Linked DNA regions of Homo sapiens: regions 2 and 3 are each linked to region 1. Evidence: chromatin loops called from intact Hi-C (ENCODE). Cell type or tissue: chondrocyte. All regions are shown on one strand.

What was found. Peaks named below come from ENCODE experiments on the same cell type or tissue, not always from the same donor. Only the 100,000 strongest peaks of a DNase experiment are listed, where the experiment ranks them.
Region 2: it touches region 1 in a loop (5-fold over the local background); 101 of 110 quality-filtered maps call a loop at or near these places.
Region 3: it touches region 1 in a loop (3-fold over the local background); 2 of 110 quality-filtered maps call a loop at or near these places.

Annotation. Positions count from the first base shown.
Region 1 is chr11:46,384,656-46,392,655 of GRCh38, reverse strand. CHRM4 (cholinergic receptor muscarinic 4) reads left to right here and starts at 880. Exons shown (of 2, transcript NM_000741.5): 1 at 880-1,125; 2 at 6,070-8,000. The coding sequence starts at 6,099. The coding sequence ends at 7,538. RefSeq lists silencers at 520-569, 750-839, 2,819-3,028, 3,059-3,118 and enhancers at 1,384-1,987, 1,988-2,593. In chondrocyte, CTCF peaks have their summits at 409, 609 (motif pointing right) and 3,094 (motif pointing left); DNase peaks (open chromatin) are centred at 1,933, 3,035, 4,580, 6,888 and 3 weaker places.
Region 2 is chr11:46,534,894-46,542,893 of GRCh38, reverse strand. It overlaps AMBRA1 (autophagy and beclin 1 regulator 1), which reads left to right. Exons shown (of 18, transcript NM_001387011.1): 7 at 1-949. Among named protein-coding and RNA genes, the nearest start is that of AMBRA1, 55 kb to the left of the region's middle. RefSeq lists a silencer at 641-935 and enhancers at 4,260-4,765, 4,766-5,269. In chondrocyte, CTCF peaks have their summits at 4,654 and 4,869 (motif pointing right); DNase peaks (open chromatin) are centred at 238 and 702.
Region 3 is chr11:47,149,524-47,157,523 of GRCh38, reverse strand. It overlaps CSTPP1 (centriolar satellite-associated tubulin polyglutamylase complex regulator 1), which reads right to left. Exons shown (of 9, transcript NM_024113.5): 5 at 2,263-2,348; 6 at 306-501. LOC124902672 (a long non-coding RNA gene) reads left to right here and starts at 498. Exons shown (of 2, transcript XR_007062668.1): 1 at 498-741; 2 at 3,001-4,077. RefSeq lists an enhancer at 4,115-4,194. In chondrocyte, a CTCF peak has its summit at 4,245 (motif pointing right); no DNase peak of the experiment used is centred here.

The sequences.
Region 1 (8,000 bases):
CGGTTCCCAGCGACCTCTGAGATTGGCTGCCCGCTCTCCGGGATCTTGTCCCGGGCTCCGGCCCCGGCGACCTTGGGCAACCGACTGTCCCTCACAGGCGGCGGTGAACTGGCGGTCCAGGCTGCGCCTGGACTGGCGGCGCGTCCCATCCCAGGGCTGGGAGAGCAGGGGCGCGCCCCTTCCCCGGCCCGGAACGCTGAGCAGGCAGCCGAGCGGGTGCGGGCGAGTGGTCCGCGGTGGGCTCTTCTCTCCCCGGCCGAACCTCTCCAGTCCACCCGCTCCTGCGCTTCCCCAGGCCCCGACGGCGCCCCTCCTCGCGGGCGGCCCGGCCGGCACGCAGCGGCGCGGCTGGAGCTCCCGGCCCTCGACCCCGACGGATCCCTGGCGGCGCAGCCCGCCCCACCCACCCGCAGCCTCCCGCTGGGGTCAGACTCCCGCGCCTCGCGGCCAAACCGCCAGCGGGGCCACGCAGGGCGCTGAGGTCCCGGAGAGGCGCGAAAATAGCTCAGGGTCCCGGGAGTATGGTCAGGGCGGAGGCGGGAGCGCGGCCGGACCCAGCTGCCAGCTCCTTCCCCAGCCCGCGAGGGGGCGCCGCGTCCCCATGACAACGCGGACACCCCCACCCCCCGGAGGGCAGCGCCCCCTGCTCCCCTGCGTCGCTGGCCGTGGGCGGCGCCCTCTGTGCCCAAGCAGGGAGCTGCCGGCCAGCCCCCGAGAGGGGCGCGGACCGCCGGGGTCTCCGACGCCTCGGGTGTTGACCCCCGCGCGTCGCCGCCGGGTGACCGGCCCGGGGCGGGCGGCGCGGCCCCGCCACGATTGGCTGCTTCCTCGTGACATCACGCGGCTCGGGGAAAAGTGCGAGCGTGAGCGCGAGTCGGAGCCACAGCGCCGGGAGCTGCGGGCGGAGCAGGGGCCGCCCCTCGACACCCCGTCCCCGCCCCCGGCCCTCGGCCCGGCCGCCCGCCCCGCCGGCCCGCGGGGCCGCGCGTCCGTCCCGCCGTCTGTCTGGCGCGAGGGGAGCTGGGCAGAGGCGGCGGGTAAGTGGCTCCGCGGCGGCGCGGGGGCGGGGGGCTCGCCGGGAAGAGCAGGAAGCAGGTCCCCGGGACGCTCTGAGGCTCCCCAGAGGTGGGTTCGACTGGGACAGGGCGCCAGACCCCCTCCGGGGCGAGCGCGGGCCGGGAGCGGCAGTGGGCCGGGGCTGGGGGACCCCGCTGGAAGCAAGGCCGGGGGCTCTCGGAGGCTTCTCCAGGTGCGCCCGGGTGCGCCCGTGGGAAGGGGTGGGCATCCAGGATGTCGGGGGCGGGGGATTGCCCGCCCACAGACCCCACGGAGCCAGGGGCAGCCGTCGGGGGTGGGACCCTGTACTCCAGCCCTCCCACTGGCGGCTCAGCAGGGCGCCGGGCGCTGAAGCCCCAAAGAGCCCTTTTCCCGCCGTCTCCCCGCCCTCCCTCTCCCTCCACCCCTTTGCCCCCGCGCTGCCAGCCCACTCCGGCCCCTGGAGTCCTCCATCTACGACCTTGAGCCCCGACGGAAAACACCCCTGCCCTCCCCGACACCCCTCCCCCGCTCCGGTACTACCCCCCTTTGCTGCCCAGCCTCCAAGCCGGGGTCCTCCAGCTCCAGGCCCCCTCCTCCGGCCCCGCAACGGAAGTGTTGGGCACAATGTCGGTGCCAAATCTTCGCCTCTCCCTCCCTTGGACTCTGGAGTCTCCTCTCCCGCCCCAGGGACAGATCCAGGGGCCACAGCCTTCCCAGAGCCATGGAGTGAATGCCCAAGAACCGAAGACCTACACCCCAAACCACCCCACGGGCGTGCGGAGCACCCCCTCCGGTCTCGCCCGGGGAAGAGGGGTGTCGAGGACTCGGGAAACACAGTGCCCACGCCCAGAGGCTGCAGGAACTGCGTGCTAGGGGCTTGGAGGGAGGGCGGGGCACCCGAGAGCCAGGGCTCCTTCGACCACGGCGGAGACATGGAGGAGCCTCCAGATGGCCTAGGAAAACACGGCCCTCGAGGCCCGCCCGACCCTAGCGTGAGAAACTGGGTCCCCACTTTGGTCACAGGGGCTAGACAGTGCCTCTGGGGTAGGGTGCAGGGTGAGGAGAGAAGGAGGACAAGAGTCTTGCACTCGCCTGACCCGAGCTCTGTCCGGGCCTCCGCCTTGTGGGTGCACTGCGGATGCCCTCTCGCCGCGAGAATGGGCGGCTTTTGGCAATAACGCCTCTTAGGGGAGTTATTAGAGCTGAGCGTGCCTGGTGTCCCTCAAGGCCAGGTTGGGCGACTCTCGCAGAGGCCCCTCGACAGATGTCAGTCAGAGGCTAGGACTCTGCCACATCTTTAAGGACTTGGACACCTCTGGGCACCGGGCTAAGACGGCGTCCCAAAGTTAGGTGGCCCGTCGCAGGCAGCCCCTAGTAGTCTGGCCTCCTCGCCCGCACAACCCTTCACCCACAGGCCAGGTGCAATCCCGATGCAGGCTCCTGGCCCGACCCTCTACGCGCTCAGGCGGACAGCTAAGGTCTGGCTGAGTCTCCGGCAGGGGCGTTTGGAATGTGACCGGTCACCCACTCTCGGCCCTGCATTTGCTTGTGCATGCAAGTCCACAGGTGTAGAGGCACCCGAACCGTGTGCATCCTCCCGGCCACAGCACCCTAGGCACGCACACGCATGCACATGCACGTGTGCACACGGCGCGGCATGCTCACGCGCTCTCACGGGCGGACTGGTATCCAGGCGTGGCCGTGCGCACACACACGCACATGCATACAGCTACTAGCGTCTACTCGCGCTCCCCCGTAGGCACACACAAACAGAACTCGCACTCGCGCTCCCGCCCACACGTTCCTCGCAGGGTGCCGGGTGGAATCCGGGCTCCCTCAACTTTCCCACCCGAGAACCCCGCGCGGAGCCGAGGGCAGCTCTGGGGCGGCGTCCGACGGGGCCTGGCGAGGGGACCCCGCGTCACTTCCCCGGGAGGCTGTGCCTGAGGGCTCCTCTGGGTTCGCAGTCGCATTGGAGTTGGGGGCGGTGGCCAACGGCGGCCGCACGGTCTAGGTCCGGAGCGGGCACCAGGGACCGACATTGCCATCTAGCGGTGCGCACAGCCCCGGCGGCGGCGGCTCGCTCCCCAGATGCCAGGCGTATCTGGATTCCAGGGAAGGCGCCAGAGGGGGTCGGAATGTCTGCGGGTGACCCCGAGGTGTCCAAAACGACGACAGCTGGGGCGGGGCGGAGTCGGGGAGACCCTGAGCCTCGCCCTGTCAGCACCTGGCAGCTCCCTCACGCGGGCCAAGAGCAGGACTTAATCACCGGCCATCCAGTGGTCCCGGCTCAGCCCAGCCGCCAGGATCTGGGAGAAGACAAGACATCGCTTGTCTTCTGGGAAAGCTAAGTCGAGAAGCCAGCAGGAATGTGAGGGGACCCTACCCAAGCCTCACCTGGACAGTCCCTCAGTTGTGTGGTTTTCGGGTCGAGGGGAGCAGAGGCAGGAGGTCAACTCTGAGCAGTAGCACCTTGGACTTTAAGAAGGAGCTTCCCGGGTTCTTCTGCCCCCACCCGTACTTCCTAACCTGGTGACTTTGGGCCAGTTGATTAACATTATCCTCATCTATAAGAGGATATTTACATCTGTAAGATGAGGACACTAATAATACCTGCCTTTTCAGGCTGTTGTAAGGATTAAACCAGATAATCTATATTAAAAGCTCAGAGGGGTTCCTGACACGCAGTTAACACTCAATAAACAAGAGCTATTATGTTTTCACATTCTGCACTTCTAGCCCCGTTTGTTATCATCCTGCTGCCCTGTATCCTGCCTTGGGAGGCTGAAGTGAGTTTCCTTGGGGCTGGCTGACTGATTACTCCTGCCTGCCCTGTCCCCTCCTCCACGTGAGTGATTGGGGGAGGGCAGCCTCCTGGTGCTGGAGGGGACAGCTCAGAGAGTGACACCTGAGCTTCTATTTCAGAGGCTCTCAGAGCCAAATGGGGTTGTCAGGGACCCCAAGAGAGGGCAGTATGTGGTCTTTGCCCTTGACTCGTTGTGTGACCTTGGGGGTGACAACACTTGCTCTCAGCCTCTCCTCCTACGAACCAAGGATTTAGAACAGGAGAACTTGAACTATCAGGCTAGGAGGCTGGGTCTGTATCTGCGACGGTGGAATAGAAGGGCTGGGGTCAGACTTGGGGCAGTTACCCTGGCCCTTGGCCCCAGCCTGCAGTACATTTTTGTGTTTATGTATAGAGATCAAGTTTAGGTGCCAATCCCTATAGCTGCTGGGGAGGATGTCCCAGGACAGGATCCTCTCTATTCTGCAAATGAGAAAGAGGTGCAGGAAGGGGCAGTGGATCGTCTCAGGCCACAGAGCCAGAGCCCAGGCTGCGGGTTAGTGCTCCTTCCTCCACAGCCGGCTGCCGCGCCCTCTCTTCCTCTCACACACAGACGCACAGAACTGCGTATCCGACCATGCCTGCTGGGCTGGCGTGGCTGTGATGGGCCCGCGTGCGTCTGTGGAGCGGTGTGTGTGTTGGCGGGTGTGAAGGAGGCTGGGCTGAGCGGCTGCCCTGGCACTCAGAGCTGGCGTGGGCCTCCCTCACATGGAGGGAAGAGGAAGAGGGGGAGGAGAGCTAAGAGGAGCCTGGTGGGAGGGAGGGCAGGCTCAGGGAAGGGCCTGTGGTGGGGACTCCAGCTAGGGCGCCGCCCGGTGTGCGGAGTGGACTGTGGAGGGGAGAGGCGGCCCTGGCAGCCCTTCTCTTCCCTCTGGGACAATTCTTTCACCTCACGGGTCCCCAGTTGGGCCTCAGGGTTCTCTGACAACCTAGTGACCCCTGCACTGCCTCCCTCCCAGCTGCATGCCCTGTGGCTGGAGCTGAGGACTCCTTGAAGGGGATGTGACAGTTGCAGGTACCTCCTGAAGCCCCTTCTGCAGGGACTCTCCTCCTCTCTGGGGTGCCCAGCTCCATGCACCGCCTCTGGTCCCCTGCAAAGCCTTCTGGCTCCTGGAGCTCTTTGGCCTCCTTCAGCCAGAGCTCTTAAGTTACGGGACTGCCTTCCTCTCACCACCTCACCCCGCACTTAATCCCACCAGCAACATAGTGCAAGAAGCCGTGAAACCTTGGTCAGGCTTTTAACAGCTCCGTGCCTCAGTTTCCCCATCTGTAAGTAGTAGAGAAAAAATGGTATCTACCTCATAGGTTTGTTATGAGGATGAAATGAGTTAACACTATAAAAAATGTTGCCAGGCATGATGGCGCCTGGAGTCCCAGCTACTCAGGAGGTGAGAGGATGGCTTGAGCTCAAGAGTTCTAGACCAGCCTGGACAACATACCAAGACCCTGTCTCTACAAATAAATAGATAAATAAATAGACACTTTTTTTAAGTGTCAAAAGTGCTTGGCACTTAGTAGACCATCAGTGTTAGGTGCTCATACATACCCCGATTATTGCCTTTGTCCCAGTGTCTTCTACAGGGGTTGGAGAGCAGGTGTTAAGAAATGACCGAATGGGTAAATGGATGAACAGAACACCTCCCTCCAGAGCCCACATGCTCGTGGGCCTCTGGGACCACTCTCCTCCTCCTCTTGCTTCCCTGAGCTCCCCCAGCACTGGCCTCTGTCCAGGCCTTGCGCTGCCTCCAGGCCTTTGCTGTGGCTACTGCCCCTGGCAGGGCCACTCTCCACAGCTCCTCCTGTGGCTGGCTCCTCATCACCCAGATGACCTGGTGGGTGAGGCCACCTAGCAAGGAGTCATGCCTGTCCTGCCTTCTGACTCACTCTCTCATCACCCTGCCTTTTTTTTCTTTTGTGGCTCACGTGTTTGCATGTCTCCCCCCATGAGGCAGGGGGCCATGTGTGTCTTATTCACTTCTGTAGCCACAGCACCCTGAGCAATGCTTGCCACATAGTAGGTGCTCAATTAATGTTGAATGAATGGGCAAATGCGGGATGGCGGGACAGAGTTCTCTCAAGGCATTCTGCCAGAGAATGTCCCTCTGTCACCTTGAATCCAGTGTACCTCCAGATGACTCCCCCATTCCCTCCTGTAGTTCATGCTTTTCTCTCCCCTTCCTCCCCAGACACGGCCTACCCACCCCTGGCAACCAACATGGCCAACTTCACACCTGTCAATGGCAGCTCGGGCAATCAGTCCGTGCGCCTGGTCACGTCATCATCCCACAATCGCTATGAGACGGTGGAAATGGTCTTCATTGCCACAGTGACAGGCTCCCTGAGCCTGGTGACTGTCGTGGGCAACATCCTGGTGATGCTGTCCATCAAGGTCAACAGGCAGCTGCAGACAGTCAACAACTACTTCCTCTTCAGCCTGGCGTGTGCTGATCTCATCATAGGCGCCTTCTCCATGAACCTCTACACCGTGTACATCATCAAGGGCTACTGGCCCCTGGGCGCCGTGGTCTGCGACCTGTGGCTGGCCCTGGACTACGTGGTGAGCAACGCCTCCGTCATGAACCTTCTCATCATCAGCTTTGACCGCTACTTCTGCGTCACCAAGCCTCTCACCTACCCTGCCCGGCGCACCACCAAGATGGCAGGCCTCATGATTGCTGCTGCCTGGGTACTGTCCTTCGTGCTCTGGGCGCCTGCCATCTTGTTCTGGCAGTTTGTGGTGGGTAAGCGGACGGTGCCCGACAACCAGTGCTTCATCCAGTTCCTGTCCAACCCAGCAGTGACCTTTGGCACAGCCATTGCTGCCTTCTACCTGCCTGTGGTCATCATGACGGTGCTGTACATCCACATCTCCCTGGCCAGTCGCAGCCGAGTCCACAAGCACCGGCCCGAGGGCCCGAAGGAGAAGAAAGCCAAGACGCTGGCCTTCCTCAAGAGCCCACTAATGAAGCAGAGCGTCAAGAAGCCCCCGCCCGGGGAGGCCGCCCGGGAGGAGCTGCGCAATGGCAAGCTGGAGGAGGCCCCCCCGCCAGCGCTGCCACCGCCACCGCGCCCCGTGGCTGATAAGGACACTTCCAATGAGTCCAGCTCAGGCAGTGCCACCCAGAACACCAAGGAACGCCCAGCCACAGAGCTGTCCACCACAGAGGCCACCACGCCCGCCATGCCCGCCCCTCCCCTGCAGCCGCGGGCCCTCAACCCAGCCTCCAGATGGTCCAAGATCCAGATTGTGACGAAGCAGACAGGCAATGAGTGTGTGACAGCCATTGAGATTGTGCCTGCCACGCCGGCTGGCATGCGCCCTGCGGCCAACGTGGCCCGCAAGTTCGCCAGCATCGCTCGCAACCAGGTGCGCAAGAAGCGGCAGATGGCGGCCCGGGAGCGCAAAGTGACACGAACGATCTTTGCCATTCTGCTAGCCTTCATCCTCACCTGGACGCCCTACAACGTCATGGTCCTGGTGAACACCTTCTGCCAGAGCTGCATCCCTGACACGGTGTGGTCCATTGGCTACTGGCTCTGCTACGTCAACAGCACCATCAACCCTGCCTGCTATGCTCTGTGCAACGCCACCTTTAAAAAGACCTTCCGGCACCTGCTGCTGTGCCAGTATCGGAACATCGGCACTGCCAGGTAGGCAGGCAGGAGTGCCCTAGGAGGTGCTGGTGTTGCGTGCGTGTGCTGGGGGGACCACACGGCTCACTTGCTGTGGGGAAGAGTTGCAGGCACCATTCTGCGTTCACGTTTGCTGAGGAGGAAGTTCAGAAGAGGCTCTGTGGCTGCATTCAGAGACCAGATCTCTGCTCAGGCTGAGGAGGCTCACCCCAGGGAGTGTCTGAACTGGGGCTGCCTGGCCCACCTCTGTGGCCCTGCTTCAGCGAGCTGCGGGGCACTGGCCTGGGTGGGCACCTGCCCCACTGTGACCAACCATCAGCAGTGCTGGAAGAATGGACATCTGGATGGGGGCCGAAGCCCAGGGCCCCCTCAGGAAGAACAAAGGGGCCAGTGCTTGGAAAAGGAGGCTTGGGAAGGGAGTAGAAGGGTGGGGTCCCCCATTCTGCTGTAATCGGTGCTTTCTGCCCCCTTGCACCCCGCATGT
Region 2 (8,000 bases), 150 kb before region 1:
AGAGCAGCACTGCCGGCAACACGCTCCGCAACCTCAGTCTGGGTCCTACCCGCCGCTCTTTGGGAGGGCCTCTGTCTAGCCACCCTTCTAGGTATCACCGAGAAATAGCTCCTGGGTTGACAGGATCTGAGTGGACCCGGACAGTACTCAGTCTGAACTCCCGCTCTGAGGCGGAATCCATGCCCCCGCCCAGAACCAGTGCCTCTTCGGTGAGTTTGCTGTCTGTGCTGAGACAGCAGGAAGGTGGCTCTCAGGCATCTGTGTACACTTCAGCCACAGAAGGGAGGGGTTTTCCGGCATCAGGGTTGGCAACTGAGTCAGATGGAGGGAATGGCTCCAGCCAAAACAACTCGGGCAGCATTCGCCATGAGCTTCAGTGTGACCTGAGACGCTTCTTTCTGGAGTATGACCGGCTTCAGGAGCTGGATCAGAGCCTGAGTGGGGAAGCTCCCCAGACCCAACAGGCCCAGGAAATGCTCAACAATAACATTGAATCTGAGAGGCCAGGCCCTTCCCACCAGCCCACCCCACACAGCAGTGAGAACAACTCCAACCTGTCCCGTGGCCACCTGAATCGCTGTCGTGCTTGCCACAATCTCCTGACCTTCAACAACGATACCCTGCGCTGGGAAAGAACCACACCTAACTACTCCTCTGGCGAGGCTAGTTCCTCTTGGCAGGTCCCCAGCTCCTTTGAGAGTGTGCCATCAAGTGGCAGCCAGTTGCCACCTCTCGAGCGGACTGAGGGCCAAACGCCCAGCTCCAGCAGGCTGGAGTTGAGCAGCTCTGCTAGTCCGCAGGAGGAGAGGACTGTGGGGGTGGCCTTTAACCAGGAGACAGGCCACTGGGAAAGAATTTACACCCAGTCCAGCAGATCTGGAACTGTGTCACAGGAGGCCTTACATCAGGATATGCCTGAGGAGAGCTCTGAGGAGGATTCACTCAGGAGGTAAGCAGTCGCTTTCCTATCTTCTGCATCCCTTGCTTTTCTCCTTGTATCATTTCCTTGAGTCCTATAGATGTTGTGGCTGTATCTGGAGTGTCTGGGACCCACGCATCTGCTTCTGATCTCGCCATTGCATTTTCTTGGAAAATCTTGCTCTGGTGGCAGAGATAGGATAGGGCCTAGCAGTATGAGTCAGTTGGCTGCGCTAGCTCTATTTCGGCTAAGCTCAAGGTTCTGGCTTTAGCCTTGAAAGGAGAGTGTAGATTAGGTTAGAGAGGCATGAGGAGATGGAACCATTGACTTTCTCTGCCTGCTTTTTGACCTTGTCGAGACATTGTATGTGCAGGACTACTTATTGTAGTAGTCCCAGAGTGCCTAGGAATAAGTAAAAGAGAACCCTGCATGGTAGAGATTAGTATATTGGCTCTTCGCTGATTGTATTGCTTTGGACAACTGAGTTCACTTCCTAATCCTTATCTTTTGGAACACTGCAGTTTGACAAAGGGAAAAGAAAAAAAAATACATATATGTATATATATGTATGTCAAGAAAAATTCCAATTTTTTCAGAGATACTTGTTTTTGGGCAGCCTATTGCTCAGTTGAGATTCTCTGAATGGACCTTCCAGGTGGACTTTCACCTTGGGGTGGAGAAGAAGAATAATTCATGGAAGGAAAGACTCTCCATACTCAGATTGGCATCCTAGCCAACTCTTTCATGGGAGAAACAGAGTAGGTGTAGTTGATCGCCCACCATATGTTCCATGTATGGCTATGTGCGCATCTATCTTGATTTATTAGGGACTTCTTTCTGTAATTTTGTAAAGGTCAAAGCTAGCATAATCACCAACTCCAAGAATATGCCTGTTGGATCCAAACAGCATATTGCGCTGCATTACATCCTCTGTCGAAGCAACTGAAATTTCTCTGACATAAGCTTCTAACAAGGGTGGGAATATGAATTATGCACATAATGTACTTGTTATTTTGGGAGGATGCTTTAGACAGTCACTCAGTCAATAAGTATTAGTTGAATGGTTACAAATTTTCTAACACTGTGCTAGGCACTGTGGGAAATACAAAAGAAGTATAATACATGGTCTTTACCCACCTGAGTCTACAGTGTTATTGTGGAGGCAAGACAACGAAATTTTTCAAAAGTATAGATGAGCAAATGCTTCATTGTATGGTACCGAGATTGGATGTAGTCTCAGAGAGAGGGAAGTATCATCCAAGAAGGCTTTGCAAAATCAAGTCTTGAAAGATGGATAGGATTTGGAGAGAGCAAGACCTTTTTATTTTAGGGAAACAGCACATGTTAAGGGAGGAAAGGGTATGGTATGTGTAGGTTCTTAGGCAGTTACTAAGGGCCCTGGGTAGGAAGCAGAGGGAGACTTGACTAGATGTGAAAGATGAATAAAATAGAGAGGTTGCTAACTCTGCCCATATGCTTGAAACCAGTTCTGGATTAACAGCTCCTCAATTCCTGGTTTTGGAATATTGTGCCTGGCATACTGGTCTTCATCAGGAGCCCGAGCCTCTGTTCTTCCTCTTTGCCAAGAGTGGTGAGAAGGCAGTCAACACAGGGCATGACATGTAGTAGGCACTTTAAAAGTTTATTAAAGATCTCTGTAAAAGGACTGTCTTCAGTTACTGCTCTAAGAAACCAAGCAGTTGCTGTTTCCGTAATACCAGTGTGCTCTGGTTAGCTTTTGTCCATTCTGCTTTAGTAGTACCTCTTCATGTGCTATTCTGAGAAATTCCTGAGTGGTTTAAATAAACTCTATTGTTTGATGATAATTAGAGATACCAGTTACTGCCGGGCACGGTGGCTCACGCCTGTCATCCAAGAACTTTGGGAGGCTGAGTCGGGCAGACCACTTAAGGTCAGGAGTTCGAGACCAGCCTGGCCAACATGGTAAATCCCCATCTCTACTAAAAATACAAAAATTAGCCGGGCTTGGTGGCGCAGGCCTGTAGTCCCATCTGCTTGGGAAGCTGAGGCAGGAGAATCGCTTGAACCCAGGAGATGGAGGTTGCGGTGAGCCAAGATCACGCCACTGCACTCCAGCCTGGGTGATGGAGCAAGACTCCATCTCAAGAAAAAAGGAAAAAAAGAGATACCAGTTACTGAGGGCCTACTATGTGTTAGGTATTGTGTTCTTGCTTTGAAATAATTCCTTCTGCCTTCAACAACGACTCTATGCAAGTCAGGTATTCAATTTTCCATTTTATAAAGTTGAGGAAAGTGAGGCTCAGGGAAGTCAGTTTCTTGTGAAAGATCATATAATAGGTCTCTGAGTGAGAATTTGAACTCTGGTCTTCATGACTAAAGATTTGTGCAAGCTGCCCTTCATGGCATTTTCCTTAATATAACATTTTTATTTTTTTGAGATGGAGTTTCGCTCTTGTTGCCCAGGCTAGAGTGCAATAGTGTGATCTCGGCTCACCACAACCTCCATCTCCTGGGTTCAAGTGATTCTCCTACCTCAGCCTCCCGGGTAGCTGGTATTATAGGCATGCGCCACCACGCCTGGCTAATTTTGTATTTTTAGTAGAGACGGATTTTCTCCATGTTGATCAGGCTGCTCTCAAACTCCCGACCTCAGGTGATCTGCCCACCTTGGCCTCCCAAAGTGCTGGGATTCCAGGTGTGAGCCACTGCGCCTGGCCGATAACTTCATTTTTAAGTGAACCACTTTTTTTCTTTTAATATTTTATTATGGAAATCTTCAAACATATATAAAAACGAAGAGAAAAGTATAACTGAGCTTCCATACACCTATAACCTGACTTCAAAGGTTATCAATGCTTGGCTGGCTTTCTTTAATCTATATTCCGTCTGCTCCCGGCACCTAGATATCAGATAATTTTGTCTGTAACCACTAGATTTTCTAGAGCAATGCTGTCCAATAAAACTTCTTACACTGATGGAAATGTTCTCTATCTGTGCTATGTAAGATGGTAGCCACTGGCCACACATGGCTATTGAGCATTTGAAATGCTGCTACTGTGATCTGAGAAAATAAATGTAATCTTTAAATTTTTAAGTAATTTAAATAATCACATGTGACTAATGGCTATGATATTATACATCTAAAATATTATTAATCACTTAATAAAGTAGGTTATTTAAAACCCAGAAACTACTGGGTAGGTGCAGTGGCTCACGCCTGTAATCCCAGCACTTTGAGAGGCCGAAGCAGGCAGATTGCCTGAGGTCAGGAGTTCGAGACCAGCCTGGCTAACATGGTAAAACCGCGTCTCTATTAAAAATACAAAAAAAATTAGCCAGGCATGGTGGTGCATGCCTGTAGTCCTAGCTACGTGGGAGGCTGAGGCAGGAGAATCACTTGGACCCGGGGAGGCGGAGGTTGCAGTGAGCCGAGATTGCACCACTGCACTCAAGCCTGGGCGACAGAGCAAGACTCCGTCTAAAAAAAAACCCAGAAACTATTAAGGATGTACCATAATTTTTTGTTTAAGTATTTTTTTCTTTTCTGGTGCCAAAAAATATATGCATTGTGGTTTAAAGTTCAACCATTTAAAAATGTGTATTATAAAAATGAAGTCCCTGGTCATCTCACTGTAAACAATTTTATATTTATGCTCATTTTCTTTTAAAATATACAAATAACTCAGGGTTCTCATTGTAAGATAGTATATTAATACAGTAGTTACATTATTTATATGGAATCACTTTTAAATGAGCTAGGATGTCGTATACCATAAGGGCTGACAGCTGTCTCAAAAATGAGGTATGTTGTAAAATAAGTGCGTACACATTAAAGAAGGACCACCATTTGAATGGCTGCATTCTGATGTAAATCACTAAGACAAACAGGTGCTGGTCTGCCTCTTCCTCTGCCTTCTAAAGGGGCTGAAAGTCTCTAGGTGATGAGCCAACCCTTGCTTCTAGTTCTCCAGCAGGTGTCACTGTTGGGCTGCTGCTGCTAGGTTAGGATGACTGGGAAGAAAAGGTGTCCCTGCTGTTTGTGTACGAGGTTGGTTCTTTTAACAAAGCCTGTTTTTGTAGATGACTGTTGTTCCTGAGTGAGTGGAGTTCATAAAAGGTGATTGTACTTGAAAGGAGAAAGTTTTGTTCATTGGCCTTATAGTAGAAGATAGGCAAAGGAGAGATGTCTGGATCCTTGGTGCTGCTGGGATATTTAATAGTGTTTGCAAATAGTGAGGGTATTGATAAGCATACAGTGTGTATTTCAGTGTAGCTGTGTGCTGCCAAGTGGTAATAACCAGTACACGGTTTGTCTCCTTTTGCCTGTGGGCAGTGGAGGGCAAACTGTCTTTTTATAATAGTCTGACGCTACATTGCAACTTGAGTGGTGGGCCTTTGCTTCACTACAAAGAAATGATTTCTCTGTGTGGGAGTGCAGGATCCAGCAGAAGATCAGGGTATTGTGGCTCCTTGCGGTAGGGTGCCCTTGGCCTTTAAAAACTGGTACTAGGAAAAAGAAAATGGTTTCAATGGCAAGTTAAAACTGGAGGGAACCTAGAACTTTTGTAGTCTAGTCTCTCTCTGATGACAAAACAGAGAGAGTAAATGATTTCTTAAAGAGGTGTTTGTAAGCAAAAGTGGGGTTTGAACTCCTGGGCCCTGAAGAGGGCACCCTTTCCTCCGTTTCATTTGAAATAAGTGCCTTCAAACAGCAGTTTTCTTTGTCAAAACCTCTGTTGCTCATGTAGGTCATTGCCTGAGGGAACTTTTCAGTTAACTCTTATTGTAAGAAATTGGAGGTCTGTTAGATAATTTGTAATTATTATTTTTGGGTAGAATGGTAACTAACACAATGCTTCTAGGAGAAATGCTGTTTTAGTTATTTGCCCATAGAACTACATTGATTAATCCCAATAAAGTGATCCCTGTTAGGGATGTTCACTATTAAAATTCCAGCAACTGAGAGAGATAAAAATTGGTCTCAATCTCCTCCTAGAAGCACTAATTGTTTCTGTATTCTGTCTCTAGGTAGTTAAAGACTTGGGTCTGGAGTATTTAGTAAGACTGAGCGTCTTCTGAGAATTTAGGTCTTTTTCTCTCATGATAGATGAAGACTGGGGAAGTACATTGACGGCCTTAGTGTGAAATGTGGCCATCAAGGTTAGAGTTAGAAGCCCTCATTGGATTGCTAAGTTTCTTAGACTTTTATGGGGGAATTGCTTTGGAGCTTAGAACAGTCTGAAGCCCTTTGAGGCTTCGTGGGCCACCACACTTATTTGATCCCTCAGCTCCAGTCACTTGGGGATTCTCCAGGGAGGCCTCGGCCCAAACATTGATGGAGGAAAATAAATGGGTGTCTGCGGGGCTGATTGTAGGTCCACAAAAGGGGGCCGGCAACCTAAAAATGAGGAAAGTAGCAGTCTTCTTAGCCTGACTACTATAGAAAGGGGTCCAAATTTAGTAGTTTTTCTGTGCCATTGATCTAGCTGAGTCTAAAGAGTTTCGATATCTAATCTCTCCCAGTTTCTTTGGATGGGGAATATACACAATTTATTATTCAAAACCCAGCACAGCTGTCACCGTGTCCCTTGGGAAACCTTCCCTGACTGTCCCAAGTAATCACTTCCTTTTCTTTGTTGCATGTGTACTAGATACTTCTTTGTGATATTGCACCCATGACAGAAAATTATTTGTTTACCTTTCCGTCAGTGAGCTCCCTGAAGGCAGTGATCATGTCTGTATATATCCCTTGTCTACCTAGAATACTACCTGGCCACACAGTAGATGCTCAGTAAATGTTAGTTGAATTGAATAAGTAGAATTGAAATTATGTTCCTTATGGTTTCATATGCAATATAAGTCCTGTTTGGCCTTTTTAGTAAAAAAGATTAAAAAACCTATTACTATATCCCATCATTTGGTCTTACAGAGAGTCATTGGCTCAATAATCACTTGTTAAATAAATGAAACGGTATTACTTAGAGTTGTACAAGGAAGTCACACCTTCCAAAACTTGAGCTCCGGTGACCTCTGATGTTTCACTGTGTGCTATGTTCCTAACTTGTGAATGGGTTGTCCTGAAGCCTGTAATAAGTCTGTTGCACCTGGCCAATATGTGTCCTTCATATTGGCTTTACACTGATGACTCAGGGTCTGCGCCTTCCTCGAGAGCACTGGCATCATATGCAGCCTTCCCTTTTTTTATCTTTTTGGTACCCCATTCCTATTGAATACAGCTTGCTCTTGACACCATTTTGTTGGTCTTTGGCTTGGCATCTCAGTAATATTATTAGGTCTTTGGCTTGGCACCTCAGTAATATTATTATCTCTGCCAGTCAGTGCTGTTGGTATTTTTTTTCTCCTTAAAGATTCTTCTGCAATCTCTATGAAGGTATACTTGGTCTTGATTTAGTTCAAAAATTACATGTGGATAATCCAATTTAAATGCGAAGGTTCTTTCCTACTGATGCTTTTTCTTTAAGTTTCTGTGGAAGGCATTCATTAAATTTGCTTAGAAGTAGGATTTTTAGGGTTTGAGAAAATGTGTGCTCTCATCTTTTGTTTTGGAGTCTGAGCATCATGAGAGTGAACCTTGTTAAGTTTTGAGATGCTTGTAGGTCCCTTTTTTCTTGTGGAGGTCAGAATCCTTATGTTAGTTAGCAGAAAGTTTTGCTTTACCTCTAATTATGCGGAGTGTGAATAGTTCCCCCTGAAAAAAACTGGTGGAATTGTTGTCTTTGGTATTCAAGATACTATACAGTAAACGCTTTCTAACTTCTGAGTTCTTCTTAGTTAGAAGTTCGGCATTTAAGGACAAATAGGAAAGAATCCTCAACTGTGAGAATTTCATTTGTGATACAGGCAAATTATGACGTGTTCTTTCTAGGAAGAGAGAGGAACAAGTATTGGGAAATAAAAAGGAGACAAAGCCTGTGGTGGAATTAACAAACTTATTTTAAGAGATGTAAGGGAAGGGAAGCTGGGGAAGGTAAACTCAGGCTTTAGAATAGGGTACTGAGGGCTGGGTGTGGTGGCTCATGCCTGTAATCCCAGCACTCTGAGAAGCCAAGTTGGGCAGATGGTTTGAGCTCAGGAATTT
Region 3 (8,000 bases), 760 kb before region 1:
GTGTAGAAAAGTTTTATACAAGGAGTACTCTTTCCTTCTCTCTAAAATGTTAAGGCCAGTCTGTCACCCAGTAAATTGGTCAACTACAGTGGTCTTGCCTGAGTGAAAGCAGTCCTTTTGAAGTGAGCTAATTGAGAGCCTTTCAGTCAACAACTGGTTTGGGGGCAAATGGCACTGTTACATTATGACCAGCAAGGGCCCTAGAATGCCTGGGCCGCGCAGAACATCCTGCGGAGCTCTGTTCCGCAGCCAGCAGTCCGACCCCCTGGGGCTGGGGGGCTGGGGGCTGCATGCCCGTTCCTCACCTGTACTTGTGCCGATCACACAGGTTTTCCAGACACTGGTAGAACAGCGACGCCTCCACGCCCTCCAGCGTGCCGGCCCCGCCCAAGGCAGGTCGTTGGCGGTGCTGCCCACTGGACGACGTCGGCACAATCACTGTGTTGGGGTTCTTGCCTGACAGCAGGTCCTCATAGATGGCAGCCACACTGTCCAGGAATTCTGGAACCGTGGGGGTGGGGGTGTGGGTGTGGACGGCTCAGGCAGGGAGGACATGTTTTGTCTGTTCACTATGTCTTCCCTTCTCTGTCAGCCCAGTTCCACACCAGCCTCAGTGCTCAGGGCATGGTGTCCTGAGAGCAGAAGTTCTCAACCTTGTTTGACAACACATTGATGAGAGATGACACTAATCTGTGTTTTTGCTCAAATGTCCCATCCTTGGCTCAGTTGTTCCTGGACCAGGTGAGACCTGCCATTGCACACTTTCATAGCACCATAGGCTTTTTTTTTTCTGGCACTTAGCCAGTGAGGAGCTTTCTGTGTCATTAATTGTCTAATCTGTCTCCTTGCTGGAATGCACAAAGGCGGGGTCATGCCTTGTTGGCCTCTCCTGCCTAGCACTGTGCTTGGCACATATTAAGGCCATAAATATTTTTTGGAGGAGTGAACATGAGTATGCTCCCACTGGTAAGCCCCATGGTGTGTGGCCACCTGCCTCTCTACCTCAAGAAAGCGTGTTGGAATACCAGCGAGGAACAGAGAAAGCCTGAAAGCTGCTGATGAGTCAGTCATTTGAAATGGTTTTCAAATTTCGTAGTTGAGCCATTGTTAGAACTGCTGACTTATGGCCCATCTCGTCTCTACACACACCGCTGGGCAGTGTCAGTAATGCTCCCAGCCCAATGTGGTGGCTGTCCCATCCCTCTGGGGGTGCTGTGAGAAGAGGGCTGGGGAGACAGTGAGGGAAAAATGTTCTCCCAGACATGGCTGCTCCTTCTCTAGGGCCCAAGAGCTTCAGAGAAATGGGAAATGACTGGTGCTGCTAAGAGCAGGTGGCGAGACCCCAGGCTCCAGCCCCTAACTGTACAGCCCTTGGGCTGCCATCAAGTAAACAGAATGTGGCGCCCAAATGAGGCCAGGGCTGGCTGGGGACACCAGTTGGCAGGAAGGCCACCTCTAGGATCTAAGGACAGCCTTCTATTTACTGGAAGAGCCTGTTTTAAGCAAGTTTGTTTATGAACACAGTCAGCAATTTGTAAACCCGGCACTCCATTTGATGTCTCTGTGCGTGAGCTGGTGTATATTTATATTTATTTGTCTATATTTATTCCATCTGATTCCAGAGAGACTTAAGGGTGCAGCTGTGTGAATTGGGGAGCAGAGTGGGAGTGTGACAAAGGACTGGTGTATGCTTTTTTAAAGCTGTGGGGTGGAGGAGAATGTGCACCCAAACGCACGATCAGTTGCCAAGGGAGAGACCCTTGAAGGCAGTAAAATAGCAGCGAGGTTGGGAACGCTGGCTTTGGAGTCAGCCTTCAGGTCTGGTCTCCACCACTTATGAGCTGCATGACTGGCTACTACTTCTGTGAGCTTGTCTCTGAAAGGACTCTCTCTCAAGGCTGTTGTCAAGATTAAAGTCAGTGCTGTGCCTGGGACATAGTAAGTTTTCAGTAAGCAGTGAATGCTGTGGATGCTATGGATGTTGTTATTGTCATTATCACTTAAACTGATTTGTTGCGTTGCTGACTGAAAACACTGCGGTGTTCAGTGTCTTCAGGAGGCTGAGGAAGTCGGCTCTGCAGACTGAATCTTGTGACCACCACTGAACACTAGACATCCTGTTAGCGACCCGCAGTGAAGCACACCCCCAAAGGAAGTGGGGAAGAGAAACGTGTGTGCCAGGCACACAGATGGGCAGGGCAGCAGGGCAGGACAGGGAGACAGGGTCCTGTGCGGAGCCAGATGGAGCCCCGGAACACTCACCTGAGTAGTAAAACTGGATCTGGAAGGCAAAGAGGAAATCTGAAAAAGACATCAAGCAGTCCATGGCATCGTCCATGAGCACAATCCTGAAGGGGAAAGAGAGAATCTGAGAGAGAGAATGGGGGAGAGGTTTAAGGAGGGGAGGGAGAGAGGGAGAGGGAGGAAGGGAAAAGTGCGGGGGAGAGGGAGAGAGAGAGCTGTTCCTGGGCCGCCAGTCTCCCCTGGGGCAGCAGGACATTTAGGAGAGGGCTCCCAAAAGCAAGCTCCTCCCAGTCACCTCACTGCTCCATCAATTGGACTCTGCCACCAAACTGAACTGACCACACTGTACCCAGAGCGGGCTCCCGGTTCAGTCTCAGTGGCACCAGCTAGCGGATGGAGCATGGGCAGGGGGTGGCGAGGAGAGGGTGCAACTGTAATGCAGCCAAGGTTTCTTTTCATATACTTAAGCAGTAAATCCTTTCATTCTGCCGTGAGGACCATTTAGTTCAGAATAAATACAGCTGATCAGAAAAGGCAAAAAGAACAGCTAAGGGGTTTAAAGGGTCTTGGCAAGTGGTACTGAGATTTAATAAGCTACCAAAGGGCCAGAACAGCGACAGACACCGCCACCCTGGGGCACAGATGGCAGACAAGGGGAGAGGGCAAAGAGCTATTGGGGAATCTGCACTTGTGAGGGTCAAAACCCACACTCATCTTGTGCTGCCGCCCTGCTCCTCCTTGCATCCATGTTCACAGGTTGCCCACCCAACGGTTTTCCTGTCTCTAGTCCCTCCCACTGAGGACCCACCTCACAGGAAGAAAACCGTCTGACTCATAAAGGGATCCGACCAAGGCTATGTTCATCCTCTGCTCAGCACCTCATCTGAGCCAGGACAAGAAGAGAAGGAAACGAGCGTTTGCTGGGCTCCATCACATGCCAGGCAGGCGCCAAGCTATCAGATGGGGTGGGGCGGGCCCCCAATCTGTTTCTGATCAGGTCCTTCTGGCTTTATCTTTCTTTTTTTCTTTTTTCAGTTGTTTTTGGCCAGGCGCGGTGGCTCATGCCTGTAATCCCAGCACTTTGGGAGGCCGAGATGGGTGAATCATTTGAGGTCAGGAGTTCGAGACCAGCCTGGCCAACATGGTGAAACCCCACTTCTACTAAAAATAGAAAAATTAGCTGGGCATGGTGGGCACCTGTAGTCCCAGCTACTCAGGAGGCTGAAGCAGGAGAAGCGCTTGAACCTGGGAGGCGGAGGTTGCAGTGAGCGGAGATCACACCACTGCACTCCAGCCCGTGAGACAGAGAGAGACCCTGTCAAAAAAAAAACAAAAAAAGTTTTCTTTTGCTCTCTCATATTTTTCTAAATCTCTCTCCACTTCCCTGAGTCAGAGGTTTCCCAGACTGGCAACTGGATCAGCCCCAGAGAAAGCCAGGATTGCTCACTGCTGGGGAAAGGGCTTCACAGAGACTACGATATTGTGGTGCCACTCCCTTTGCTGCGATCTTCCTGAAGAGAGACAGTGGTTCCTGCCTAGTCTTTATTGTAATACAGATAACAATAGAAGCAGGTGCCATTTCCTGAGTGCCCTACTGCGTGGCAGGCTATTGAGGTATTTAACTGCATTCGTTAAATTTTATCCCACAACAATCCTACAGGTGGGTCTTATTATTTCCATTCTACACGTGAAGAGTCTGAGGCTCAGAGGTCAGCCTGCCAAAGTCACACACACAGCTGGGGAGCTTGCTGGACTCCACAGGCCACACATCTTCCATGAGAGCACACTGCCTCTTTGAAAATAAAGCTGCAGAGCAAAAACACTAACATTTTACCTCCTAGTTTCTGTGGCTGATTTATTTTCTTTCTTGTTACTGATATGTTAGGCATCTCCTGGGGAGAACGACAGCTGCCTCCACCACCAGAGTTCAACACTAGAATTCCAGCTGGAAGAAATTCAAGGCTGGAGGGCGGGAAGAAGCAGTGCCGCTGAGGGCCACAAGAGGGTGCCCTGGTCCCTCTGTCAGTAGTTCACAGGACTAAGTGCAGTGCCAAAGGCCAAGTGGTTACCCCATCTCATAACCCAAGGAAAACCCAGGCAGCAGAACAGCTCCCTCCCCACCCAGATGGCAGAATCTGTTTTGACATCTGGATTGAGGGAGCAGGGAGACAGCAGAGAGCGGGCAGCTAGAGAGGACTGGGGTTAGCAAAGACCTCCAAACTGCAGAGGAAGAGTGAGCTCCCCCGGGAGCGCTCAGGGAGCAAGGGCCACCAGCACCTCAAAGCTTTTCCTTGGCAGGCTCAGCAGGGCAGGCAAAGGCTCTGGACATGAGAAGCCACTGACTTTCCTTTACTGCCCTGTTCTCAGGACAGCTGGAGCCCCAATAGTCTAAAGTGAATTACGACAGAACAGCACTGGGCTGTGAATATCCCCAAGCAGGAAACCACCAGGGAGCCCAAGGCTTTCCCCGTGTTCCATGGCTTCTGTTGATCATCAGTTGGAACACAGCACTCCCATAGCAGCAACTTCCACTTGCTATTTATTTACATTGTGATATAATGACACACCATAAAAGTCACCCTTTAAAAGCGTACAATTCAGTTTTTTAGTATATTCACAAAGTAGCGCCACCATCACCACTGTCTAATTACAGAAGTTACCTCCATTTGCAATTCTCACCAATAGGCCCATTCCAGAGCCTGCCTCGGAGCAGAAGCTTGAGCTCGTACTTCCCAAAGGGCTACCCCTGCCTCGCAGCCTCGCGGAAGCCTTAATGCTGAGTGCCACTAGCATCTTCCTCTTTCAGCCACAGATGGGACTAGAAGCTATAAACAGGGCACACCCTTCCAGCCTCAGAAGTGGTCTGCAGCTTTCTGCTAGGGGCCATCTTGACCTCAAACATCAGCAGTCCCTTTGGAGATGGGCCGTTGCAGAAGAGGGGGCGCACACCGTGGGAGGGTAGGAGTGTCCGTCAGAGCAGGGCAGCCCTGCAGGTGCCCTTAATACGGGTAACAATAGAGGCATTTTTTTTTTTTTTGAGTCTTGCTCTGTTGCCCAGGCTGGAGTGCAGTGGTGCAGATCGGCTCACTGCAACCTCCGCCTCCTAGGTTCAGGTGATTCTCCTGCCTCAGCCTCCCTAGCAGCTGGGATTACAGGTGCCTGTCACCATGCCCGGCTAATTTTTGTATTTTTAGTAGAGACAGGGTTTCACCATGTTGGCCAGGCTGGTCTCGAACTCTTGACCTCAAGTGATCCGCCTATAGAGGCAGGTATCTTTCCTGAGTACCCTACCTCATGGCAGGCTATTAAGGCATTTGACTACATTAATTAAATTTTATTCTACAACAGTCCTACGGGTGGGTCTTATTGTTATTTCCATTCTACAGGTGAAGAGTCTGAGTCTCAGAGACTGGGGAGCTGAAACATATGCCGAGCAGGAGGGAGTAGGGGGCGAGTGAAGCGGGTGCAGACAGAGGCGAGGGCTTTCTTTCTGGGGGACATGTGGCTGGATCCCAGCAGCACATGTATAAAGGACTGAGGGTTTTTTTTCAACTGCAAGAAGTAAGACTGGCTACCTTTTAAAAAGCCAAATGGATCCGAGCTTGTGTTAACAGCAACACCGGCTATGACTCTCCTCAACCAGAAACGCTGGGCATACTAGACATCCTGGAAACTTCCCCCCGCCACCCTCTGCTCCAAGCCAATCAACCAGTCACCAAGTCCTATCAATGCTATTGCTGAAATTTCTCTTGAATCCATCTACTTCTTTCCACGTCCACAGCCACCATCCTACCCCCAGCCTTCACCTCTCTTTTCTTGATGATGGCATGACCTCCTACCCAGTTTCCCTGCAACTACTCCTCTTGCTTTTTTTTTTTTGAGATGGAGTCTCACTCTGTCACCAGGCTGAAGTGCAGTGGCTCACTGCAACCTCCGCCCCCTAGGTTCAAGCGATTCTCCTGCCTCAGCCTCCCGAGTAGTACTGGGACTACAGGCGTGCGCCAGCATGTCCAGCTAATTTTTGTATTTTAGTAGAGACGGGGTTTCACCATGTTGGCCAGGATGGTCTTGATCTCTTGACCTCATGAGCTGCCCACCTAGGCCTCCCAAAGTGTTGGGATTACAGGCGTGAGCCTTCTTCTAATTGAGTATCCATCCTGTGGGCAGAAAGATTTTCCTAAAATGTGAATGTGACCATTTTACCATTGTGTTGGAAACCCTTCACAGAGGCCGGGCACAGTGGCTCATGCCTGTAATCCCAGCTACTCAAGAGGCTGAGGCTGGAGAATCGCTTGAACCTGGGAGGTGGCCATGTCAGTGAGCCAAGCTTGTGCCACTGCACTCCAGCCTGGATGACAGAGCAAGACTCCATGTCAAAAAAAAAAAAAAAAAAAAACCTTCACAGTCTTCCCATTGCCCTTAGGACACGTTCCCCCATTTGGATCTGGCCTGTGAGCCCGCTCCATCTGCCCCCTGCCTCCCTCGACTCCCCCACTGCATTCTGGCCACACTAGTCCTTCCATCCTCCCTGAAGCTGTCCTTACTCATGCCCTCCAGACAAGTCTGTCCCTCTAGCCATAATGCTCCCTGTCCCTTCTACCCATGATGCTCCCTGCCCTCCATGCCTCCTCCTCACCTACCGGATATCTCCATATTCTTCAGGCTGAAGCCTCCACAGCATCTCTTGGGGAAGATGAAAGAGGAAAGCACCTTTTCTAACCCAGCCTAGAATAGGCCCCCCTGCTACTGGCTTCTGCAGTTCTCGGAAACCTCCTCACACTGTTGTCTTTGTCCTGGGAACATAAGATCTACCAAGTGACACCTCTGTCTCCCTGCTTGTGGCTTGACTCTGGTATGGTGTCTGGCACATAGTAGGCACTCAGTCAACGTCTGTTGAATGAAGAAATGCATGAACAAATGAGTGAGAGAAGCCACGGTCCCCTTTTCCTCTGGCCAGGTGGCACCTGGAGCAGTTTCTTAATCCCTCTCATAAAGATACTTACAATCTTTATGGAGAATGCAGACATTCAGAGGGATTAAGAAACTTGGCGAAGGTTACAAGCTAGGAGCAAAAGAGCTGTCATTCAAATACTACTACCTTCAGGTCTGGACAGTCCGTTTAAGGGGAGTAAACTAGAGTCCTGGAGAAGAGGGTCAGGCTGATGGACAGTCTAAAAACCAGGATACTGGATAAATGGCTGCATTTAGATCTTTTGCTTAGAAGTGAAGACTAGGGAGGAAGTGAAGGCTGAGACCCAACTCTCAAAGGACTGCCTCTTGGGGAGATGCCACGGGGATCTAGAGTTTGGCTCTAGAGACATTTTCAAGCTGCTTAGTTCTAGGATTGTGGCTGATTTGTAAAGGAATGAGATGTGTATTGCCAGAAATGTTCAAGCAGAAGTTTGAAGGCTCATACTTCCCAAAGGGCTTCTTCCAGCTCTGACAGTGTTGTCCCAAGGGTGGACAGAACTAACAGCTCCTCCTGTTAGTGTTAAATCTAGTGGGGGGACAGTTTGATGTTCAGAGGTCTATGGCTGCAGAAGACTTACTGAAAGGTGCTTTTAATCACATCATATGCTGTGCTGTCTGTCTCCAAATGAATGCTGAGACCATGAAAGTTCTAGGCATCTGTGTCTTTAACCCACCTATGGGATCTTTCTGGCTGTGGGCATCTGCATCTTGCTTTGGAATCTCAGCAGAACTATGGGAAAAGGCAAGCAGGAAGCTCCTGGTCTGTCTTTGCCTCTTTGCCTTTG